Linked DNA regions of Homo sapiens: region 2 is linked to region 1. Evidence: read pairs that join two places in POLR2A ChIA-PET (ENCODE). Cell type or tissue: GM12878. All regions are shown on one strand.

Region 1 (5,000 bases):
AAGAACAGAGAAGCTGCCAATTTAAGCAACAGCTGTTACTCTACCTCCCACCAAGAACTCCTCCCCTGGTTTCCTTTCCTTTCTACTATAAACACAAAGAACATAAGGGCTACACAACAGGGAAAACTGTTTGGAAAGTCGTTTTATATATTTGGAATTACAAGACCAAACAATGATTTAAGTTATGATTTATTTTTTAATAAGCAGTATTAGAAAAAGCCCTGTATGAGGAACTAGGAAAAAAAGGTTCTAATCCTGGTTCTTCCAAATAAATAATCACATGAAACTGACTTTGGTTCTGTTAAATAAGAGGCTGAACTAAATGATCTCTAAGATGGTCTCAAAATTATTTAATTCCGTTAGCTTAGTATTGAGATCAAATTCCATGTAAGAATTCTACGTAAGTTTTCTAACCTCCAAGTTAGAAAGTTTATTTGAAACTTAAAACCATTTTCTATGGTAAATGCTATTTTTCCTATTTTATACACTAAGGAATCTAAGGTTTAGTTGCCCCAATTTACATCGTACAGCTGCTAAATAGCTACAGTGGGACTAACCAATGTCTTCTAACACCAAATTCAGTACTTTTCCATTGTTGATACAAAATATAAAGTATACTTGTGAACCACAGTCAACTTTTTCAATTAATAAACCACTAAGATACAATCTGTGGGGGACAAATGGAACAAAGAAATATCTTAAAATAATATAGCCGGGAAGAAAAGTATTTTAATATCATCTAAGGAGTGGCTTACAAAATCTCCAAAAAACTGAAGATTTCAAAGAAAATGAATCAAAACAGACAAGATGGAAATGCTAGCCTTTTATAAAAATGCTAAATAAAAGTCACAAAGAAAAGGACAGATAAGCACAGGCCTAGCCAAGAAGAAAGAAGCAGAGTAATGAAATTTTAGGTCTATATCAATAAAGAAAACAAAAGTACAGTTCCAGATTTAAGCCACTTTCAAAAGATAAAATATGTTATTTTTACATGTAAGTTAAGGTCAGGTTTTTTTCGATTTTTTTTTGGAAAATTCTTTATAGAAAGTTGAAGTAAATTTGAAGTTGTAGTTAATTTCTCAATAAAACACTACTTACTGTATCCACTTTTAGGCTTTTATCTACAAGTATTAAGTCTACATCAAAATACATATAAATACAGGGATTATGAATAAGCCATCTTCCCAATGCTAGTGACAATATACAATCATATATATTTCATACAATATTTTACATACCTCTTCATTGATAATGGTGGCATTGCTCAACGAGCGTAATGCTGATGTTATTTTTCTTCCAAGGTCTGCTAGAACCATCTTGACAGCTTTAAGATGTACTTACGAAGAACTCTACAGCAGAAAAAAAATTAAGTGAGAATAATCAATTTCACTTCCCATGACTGAAGAGTTCTAAAGAGTATTTAAGTTCAAATTACTCTAGTGTTTAGATACTGTAAGATCACCTTCCATAGCCTCAACCTGTGCTTAAATACAGTCATGTCATAAAGATAAAACTGCTACTTGGTTATGATGCCTTATATTTGAATACTTAATTGGAATCTTGTATATGAATCAGCAAATTTAACATGTCAAATACCATACTTTGAGGAAATAATGACATAATCTCACATTAAATATGTTCTTTTTTTGGCACAATACTTATGAATAACTGAATTATGTATCATGCACATTTTTAAATTAAAAGAGGAGAAAAAGGTGAAATCTCCAGGAATACTGCCTAATTTCCCACATTAAAGGACTCTGCAAACTATTTTGATTCTTGCTCCTAAGCAAAAAAAAGAAAAAAGGTTTTAATAACTTTTCTAGTACAAAAAAAGCAACTGTTCAGCTATCAGCTATATCGAAGCGCTATACTAAGTGATTCCACATACATTATTTCATTTTATTCTTCTAACCACAAAGGAAAGAGGTATATTATTTTACTCTTTTTTTTTTTTTTTTGAGACAGGGTCTCACTCTGTCACCCAAGCTGGAGTGCAGTGGTGTGATCACAGCTGACTGCAGCCTCAACTTCCTGGGCGCAGGAAATCCTCCTGCCTTAGCCCCCCAAGTAGCTGGGACCACAGGTGCATGCCACCATGCCCAGCTAATTTTTATTATCTGTAGAGACGGGGTCTCACTATGTTATGTTGCCAAGGCTGGTTCTCTTCCCATTTTAAACCTGTTTCTGATTCCAGGAAAACTCTAAAATAGGATAATGATTTAAGTTATCATTTATTATTAATAAGAATTATTAGAAAAAGCCCTTGATGAGGAACCGAAAATAAAATTCTGATCCTGGTTCTTCCAAAAAATAGTCACATGCAACAGACTTTCTGTTTCAGTTAACTAAGAGTCAAAAACCCTTTCCAGCTCTAAAATCTTACTGTTTTATAAAAGTATTACATATTAGATGTACTTACTACTTGTAAGGATGCAAGGGCTTATGGATGATAAACAAGCAAATATGATTTGTAGTCCCTGCCCTCAAGATGCTTACCTACTAGCTGGTAAGACAAGGCACACAAATGAACACTAAAATAAACACTAAGAGAGAATTCCTCCTGTCTGACTGCTAACAGGGACATCAGCTTTTCTTGCCTTCAAACTGAAACACTGGTTCTTTGTGGGTCTCAAGCCTTTGGATTAAAACTACATCAATGGCTCTCTGAGTTCTCAGGCCTTCAGATTCAGACTGGATCTACACCATGGGCTCTCCTGGGTCTCCAGCTTGCCAACTCATCCTACAGATCTTGAAACTTAAGTCTCCATAACGGCCTGAGCCAATTCCTTATAATAAATACATATCTTTATATCCATTTCTCCCTCTCTCTCTCTACACACACACACACACACACACACACACACACACACACACACACACACACACACCCTTTATTGATTCTGCTTCTCTGGAACAAGAAAAAAAAAAAAAGGAAAAAAAAGGCCAGGTACAGTGGCTCATGTCTGTAATCCCAGCACTTTGGGAGGCCAAGGAAGGAGGATCACTTGGGCTCAGGAGTTGGAAACCAGCCTGGGCAACATAGCAGGCAGGACTTCAACTCTTAAAAAAAAAAAAAAAAAAAAAAAAAAAGTAGCCAGGCATGGCGGCATGTGCCTGTAGTCCCAGCTACTCGGGAGGGTGAGGGGAGGATTGCTTGAGCCAAGGAGGTCATGATCACACCACTGCACTCCATCCAGCCTGGGTGACAGAGTGAGACTCTGTCTCCACAAAAAAAGAAAACAGAAAAGGAAGAATTTTAGACTAAGGCAGAGAGTATAGGCTTTATTGGAAAGACTGAGTATGAATTTGGTCCTGAAATAAGAGTAGAATTTGAGTAAGTGGAGAAGACAAAAGGGAATTTGAGGAAGATGAAATAGCATAAGCAGAAATGGAGAGAGAGGTAAGTCTGGGACATACTTATGCCTTATATATGCACTGTACTTATGGATCACTGAGCATTATTTAGGGGACAGGAAACAAAACATTCTGCTTAGGACAGAGGTGTATACAGTTAGAAGGAAACAGAGATTTCAAAGGGCTCTAAAAACACGGTCTGGGGAATATCAATTTTCCAATATGAACAATATTAGCAGAAAAGGTAACTCTTCAAAACAACTGTTTTGGTAACCCTTCCAAACTAATGTAGTCTAATTTAGTCAACCAAGATTATCCAGACTAGATCCCTTCTACAGAATACACAGGAGATTAAAAATAAGAGAAACAGCACCAGGCGTGGTGGCTCACGCCTGTAATCCCAGCACTTTGGGAGGCCGAGGTGGGTGGATCATCTGAGGTCAGGAGTTCGAGACCAGCCTGGCCAACATGGCAAAACCCTATCTCTACTAAAAATACAAAAAAAAAATTAGCTGGGCATGGTGGCAGGCACCTTTAATTCCAGCTACTCAGAAGGCTGAGGCAGGAGAATCGCTTGAAGATGGGAGGCAGAGGTTACAGTGAGCTGAGATCGCGCCACTGCACTCAGCCTGGGCAACAAGAGAGAAAGTCCGTATTAAAAAAAATAAATTTTGGGCCAGGTGCGGTGGCTCATGCCTGTAATCTCAGCACTTTGGGAGGCCGAGGCAGGCGGATCACCTGAGGTTGGGAGTTCGAGACCACCCTGACCAAAATGGAGAAACCCCGTCTCTACTAAAAATACAAAATTAGCCAGGTATGGTGGCACATGCCTGTAATGCCAGCTACTTGGGAGGCTGAGACAGGTGAATCGCTTGAACCCGGGAGGTGGAGATTGCGGTGAGCTGGAGATCATGCCATTGCACTCCAGCCTGGGCAACAAGAGTGAAACTCCATCTCAATAAATAAATAAATTAATTAATTAATTTTAAGACAAACAGGAAGATGAAATAGCTGACTCATTCACCATAGAGAAAGTAAAGAGGTGAGAGGAATCATAAAAAGGCAGGAAGGGAAAATGCATTTGAGGACCTATCACTGGCAAACAGATATCCCAGGCTGAGCTACAAATTAAACACTACACTTTCACTCAAGTACAATTTGGTAATTTAGAACTTAAAAAAAACTTACTACCAATACTTGATGAAATTGAAAAAAAAATTGCTTACCATAAGATTTTTTTACAATTACATTGTTACTTAACCTGAGAGCCAACCACCTCATGGAAAAGATCCAGGACTTTTTATTTCTTATGCCATACCCATTATACAAAATAATTATTGATCCTTAAATTAATATTCTTCATTTAAGAAATAAGATTCAGATGTTTCAGTTTATATCCTTCACCATGGTGGTACTGGGAGTGATAGAATCCTATTTATGACACCACAATTAACTTTTTTAGAGGTCATGTCATAAACAGATCATCTTTCATTTTAAAAAGCTATACTAAGCCAGGCATGGTGGTTTACGCCTATAATCCCAGCACTCTGGGAGGCCAAGGCAGGCAGATTGCTTGAGGTTGGGAGTTCAAGACCAGTCTAGCCAACATGGTGAAACCCCATCTCTACAAAATATACAAAACT
Region 2 (5,000 bases), 470 kb before region 1:
TATGTGAGGGCATAGCTAGAAGGTACCACCTATAAACCAGAAAGCAGACCCCCACCAGTGAAACCGGCTTTGCAAAAATTATAGCAGTGAGAAAATGATGACAGTGAAAGAGATCTGACCTAACCAACTCCATCTTGCCTTTAACCTCTAAACTGCCCTTGGTCATTCATTCCTAGGCATGGGCCAAGCTAATGCTGGCAGAAATTTAGTTTATAGTTTAAGTGATAATAGCCCCTCCCCAAACTAAACCACCTTTGTAAAACTAGTGCTAAGCCACCAAGTACAGAGGATGAGAGGGGCCTAAATTCTGCTAAGATGTAGTGATAGTTCAATGATTACCAGCCATTTTTCTGGAGGTATAGCATTTTCAGGAAGATTTGCAACTTCCCCATTTGCTGCTGTAAATAACATCACAATTGTAAAACCTAAGACTGGCCTTTTCAATGTCTTCTCAGAGTTTTGCATTTCTGACTACCAGATGACTCCACCTGGACCAGCAACTTTGCTGTGGCCCCTACCTGGGGTGGACTCAGCACGTGAGGACTGTTTTCCATACCCCTATGAGTGATCTCAATCCAATCAGCAGCACCCATTCCCTCGTCCCCTGCCTCCCAAACTATCCTTGAAAAACCCTAGCCTCTGAATTTTCAGGGAGGCTGATTTGAGTAATAATAAAACTCTGGTCTCCTGTTTAGCTGGTTCTACATGTATTAAACTCTTTCTCTATTGCAATTCCCCTGCCTTGATTATATGAGCAGCAAGACACAATGAACTCACTTGGCAGTTACACCAGACACCAAATCTGCTGGTGCCTTGATCTTGGACTTCTCAGCCTCCAGAACTGTGGGAAATAAATGGGTTGTTTATAAGCCAGCTAGTTTATGGTATTTTTGTTATAACAGCCAGAACAGACTAAGACAATATGTAGTGAGTATGGTCAGGTAAATAAGAATATCACTTTATGTAAAAATGAATTTCCCCTATTCTCCTGGGCTAGTGGAAAAAAAAAAAGGTTAGTTTTTAAAGCCCTTCACCCATCTCTTCTGAGTTAGGTTAAGATTCTTATATCTTTTGCATTTTGACATGGGGCAAATTGGGGTGTGCCGGTTCTAGCAATCAATCACTTCTGTACATAGGTTATCCCTGAGTCTTCCATTGTCTTGTCTAAACAGCACCTTCAGCATCAGTAGTTCCTTCTACTTCATCAACATATTTTGGACTTGGGAATCTTTTTTTGCAACTGACTAAATCCCATATGCCTGGAGGCAACAGATCCTACTCCTCTCTAGGTGCTGCCAAGAAGCCAAAACTGGGACATTGATGCTCTAGAATTGTGTTAGCCTGTTCTCGCATTGCTATGAAGAACTACCTGAGACTGGGTAACTTATAAAGAAAAGAATTGGCTGGGAATGGTGGCTTATACCTGTAATCTTAGCACTTTGGGAGTCTGAGGCAGGCAGATCAACTGAGGCCAGGAATTTGAGATCAACTTGGCCAACATGGTGAAACCCCATCTCTACTAAAAATACAAAAAATAGCCTGGCATGGTGGCACATGTCTATAATCCCAGCTACTCTGGAGGCTGAGGCAGGAGAATCACTTGAACCCAGGAGGCAGAGGTTGCAGTGAGCTGAGACCATTCCACTGCACTCCAGCCTGGGTGACAGAGTGAGACTCCATCTCAAAAAAAAAAAAAGAAGAGGTTTAATTGACTCACAGTTCCACAGGCTGTACAGGAAGCATGGCTAGGAGGAGGCCTCAGGAAACTTACTATCACAACAGAAGACGAAGGGGAAGCAGGCATGTCTTACATGGCCAAAGAAGCAGGAAGGAGGTGGGGGAGGTGCCACACATTTTTAAACGACCAGATCTCATGAAAATTCACTCACTATCATGAGAACAGCAAGGGGAAATCTGCCCCCATGATCCAATCACCTCCCAGCAGGCCCCTCCTCCAACACTGGGAATTACAATTTGACATGAGATGTGGGCAGGGACACAAATCCAAACCATATCAAGAACTTACAGACTTGTCTCTTGTTTTCCTCCTATTGGGGGGGATATTTTTGACGTGGTGTTGGGGTGGGGGTATGTATCTGTGTGTGTGTGTGTGTGTATGTGTGTGTTGGAGAGAAGTAGTGGGGGAAAGCCTCACTTTCTACCAACCCCACCTCCTTGCCCTACTTCCCTAGGGCACTCTACCTATACCTGAAAATCTCCTTCTCCCTTTTTTCTTTTCTACAAACTCTCTAAATCTTCCCAGGGGCTTAAGTTTTTGGAAACAGAAACCAGAAAGTCTTGCATAATATCTCTGCCTTCTGTTCTATAGAGACCCTGAACCAGCTATTTACTTTAAATGGGGGAAGTATAAAAAGAAAACACATGCATAGAAACAAGCTGATTTCCTAAAATATTATCCATACCATACACTAGGAATATCCCAAATAGGGGAGAGACAGAGAGAGAGAGAGAAAAGAGAAAGAAGGAAAGAAGGAAGGAAAGGAAAAAAAGAACTACAAAACTACTGAAAGAAGAAGAGGTATTTGAATGTTATCATCACAAAGAAATGACAAATGTTTAAAGTAATGGATATGCAAATTACCCTGATTTGATTATTATACAATGTATACATGCATTGAAACATCACACTGTACCCCATAAATATGTACAGTTATGTGTCAATTATAAATAAAATAAAACTTTAAAAGAGACAAAACTACTAATAAAGAAAGGAGAATTCCTTTATAACCTTGGAGTAGGGAAGGCCCCTTTTTACTATGAATTGAAATCCAGAAGTCACTAAAGAAAATATTGATAAATTTAACTACATAAAAATATTTTTTAATTCTACATGGCAAAAAATACTGTATGTGATATTGAAAGACAATTATAAATTGGAGGGAAATGCTTATAATTCTTTACACAGACAAAAGGCAAATCTCCCCTATCTAGAAGGAGCACCTGTAAGTAGAAATAGGAAAAAGACTATCAACCCAATTCAACAGTAAAATGAGCTAAAAGTGGGAACAGCTCACAGAAAATAAAAACATTTTTTGGACATGGAAAAGGATACCTAGCCTCACTCCTAATAAGAGAATTGCAAATCAGAACTACACTGACATAATTATTTCTCAGCTATTAGGTTTGAAAATGCACACTGTTGGCAAAGCTGTGGGGAAACAGGCACTCTCCTACATTGCTGGTGGAAGAATAAATTAGTAAAACACTTATGGAGGGCAATTTGCAAAATCTATCCAAACTATAAATGTGTAAGTCCTTTGACTAAGTAAATCCACTTCTGGGAATTTATCCTATAGATATACTCGTGTAGGTTATTATCCACTGAAACAATGTATTAGTAAAAGACTGGAAAACAATCTAAATGTCCATTAATAATAAATTAACTAAATACATTATGCTACATTTATTAAATGGGATATTTTGCAGATCTTCAATAAAATACAAAAACAATAAGAAAGCTCTATATACTGATATGAAAAAAATCTTCAGAATATATAAAGTTTGTTTTTGTTTTTGTTTTTGTTTTTTTGAGATGGAATTTCGCTCTGTCTCCCAGGCTGGAGTGCAGTGGCGCGATCTTGGATCACTGCAACCTCGGCCTCCCGTGTTCAAGCGATTCTCCTGAGTAGCTGGGACTACAGATGCGTGCCACCATGCCCAGCTAATTTTTTTTGTGTTTTTAGGAGAGACGGGGTTTCACCATGTTAGCCAGGATGGTCTCGATCTCCTGACCTCGTGATCCACCCGCCTCGGCCTCCCCAAGTGCTGGGATTACAGGCATGAGCCCATCGCACCCAGCCTGTTTTTTTCAGTGTAAAATAATGTTATCTTTTATGTAAAAAGACGGGAGGGGAATATACATTCATACCTATTTGTATATGTGAAAACTCTGGACAGATTCAGAGAAAACTGGTAACAGTGATTAAGGTGCAGGGTGGGAACCAGGCAGATGGGGCCAGATATGAGAGGGTAATTCTTATTGTGAACCCTCTAATCTTCAGTCACATGCACACATGGTCTCTGTGATCCTTTCTACCATTCAACTATAATGAAATCTGAATCATTATTTTAAACATTTATTTATAAAATTTTACTGACTCAATGTTTAAATCCAAAATAATTGTTCACTTCAAAATTTTAAGGTTTCTAGGCTTAAGTAATTGGGTATTTTAAAATCCCATTAGAGCCAGGCACAGTGGCTTATGCTTGTAATCCCATCACTTTGGGAGGCTGAGGTGGGTGGATCACCTAAGGTCAGGAGTTCAAGTCCAACCTGACCAATATGGTGAAACCCTGTCTCTATGAAAAATACAAAAATTAGCCGGGCATGGTGGCATGCACCAGTAGTCCCAGCTACTTGCGAGGCTGAGACAGGAGAATTGCTTGAACCCAGGAGGTGGAGGTTGCAGCGAGTGGAGATCACGCCACCGCACTCCAGCCTGGGCAACAGAGTGAGACTCAGTCTCAAAGAAAGAAAGAAAGAAGGGAGGGAAGGGAAGGGAGGGGAGGGGAGGGGAAGGGGAGGGAGGAAGGGAGGAAGGAAGGAAGGAAGGAAGGAAGGAAGGAAAAGAAAGAAAAGAAAAAAATCCCATTAGAGTGAATACCATAATGCTGAACAGTTTAGTCTCTTAAATTTAAAAAAAAAAAAGTACAGGTAATTTTACTATAATCACATCTTCAATAAAATTTTATATGAGCCCTGGCATGGTGGCTCATGCCGGTAATCCAGCCTGTAATCCTTTGGGAGGCTGAAATGGGAGGATCACTTGAGGCCAGGAGTTTGAGATCAGCCTGGGCAACATAGCAAGAAGATATCTCTACAAAATTTTTTTTTAAATTAGCCAGACACGTGCTTATAGTTCTAGCTACTTGGGAGGCTAAGGCAGAAGGATCACTTGTGCCCAGGAGTTTGAGGCTGCAGTGAGATCTGATGGTGCCACTGCACTCCAATCTGGCTGACAGAGCAAGACAAAAATATT

Evidence for each region. Peaks named below come from ENCODE experiments on the same cell type or tissue, not always from the same donor. Only the 100,000 strongest peaks of a DNase experiment are listed, where the experiment ranks them.
Region 2: POLR2A ChIA-PET joins it to region 1 with 8 read pairs; 3 of 35 experiments call an interaction of 5 or more read pairs at or near these places.

What each region holds. Positions count from the first base shown.
Region 1 is chr14:34,993,026-34,998,025 of GRCh38, reverse strand. SRP54 (signal recognition particle 54) reads right to left here. Exons shown (of 16, transcript NM_003136.4): 2 at 1,239-1,349. The coding sequence starts at 1,316. Among named protein-coding and RNA genes, the nearest start is that of SRP54, 13 kb to the right of the region's middle. In GM12878, no CTCF peak of the experiment used is centred here; no DNase peak of the experiment used is centred here; H3K27ac peaks cover 346 bases.
Region 2 is chr14:35,462,092-35,467,091 of GRCh38, reverse strand. No RefSeq gene overlaps it. Among named protein-coding and RNA genes, the nearest start is that of NFKBIA, 60 kb to the right of the region's middle. In GM12878, no CTCF peak of the experiment used is centred here; no DNase peak of the experiment used is centred here.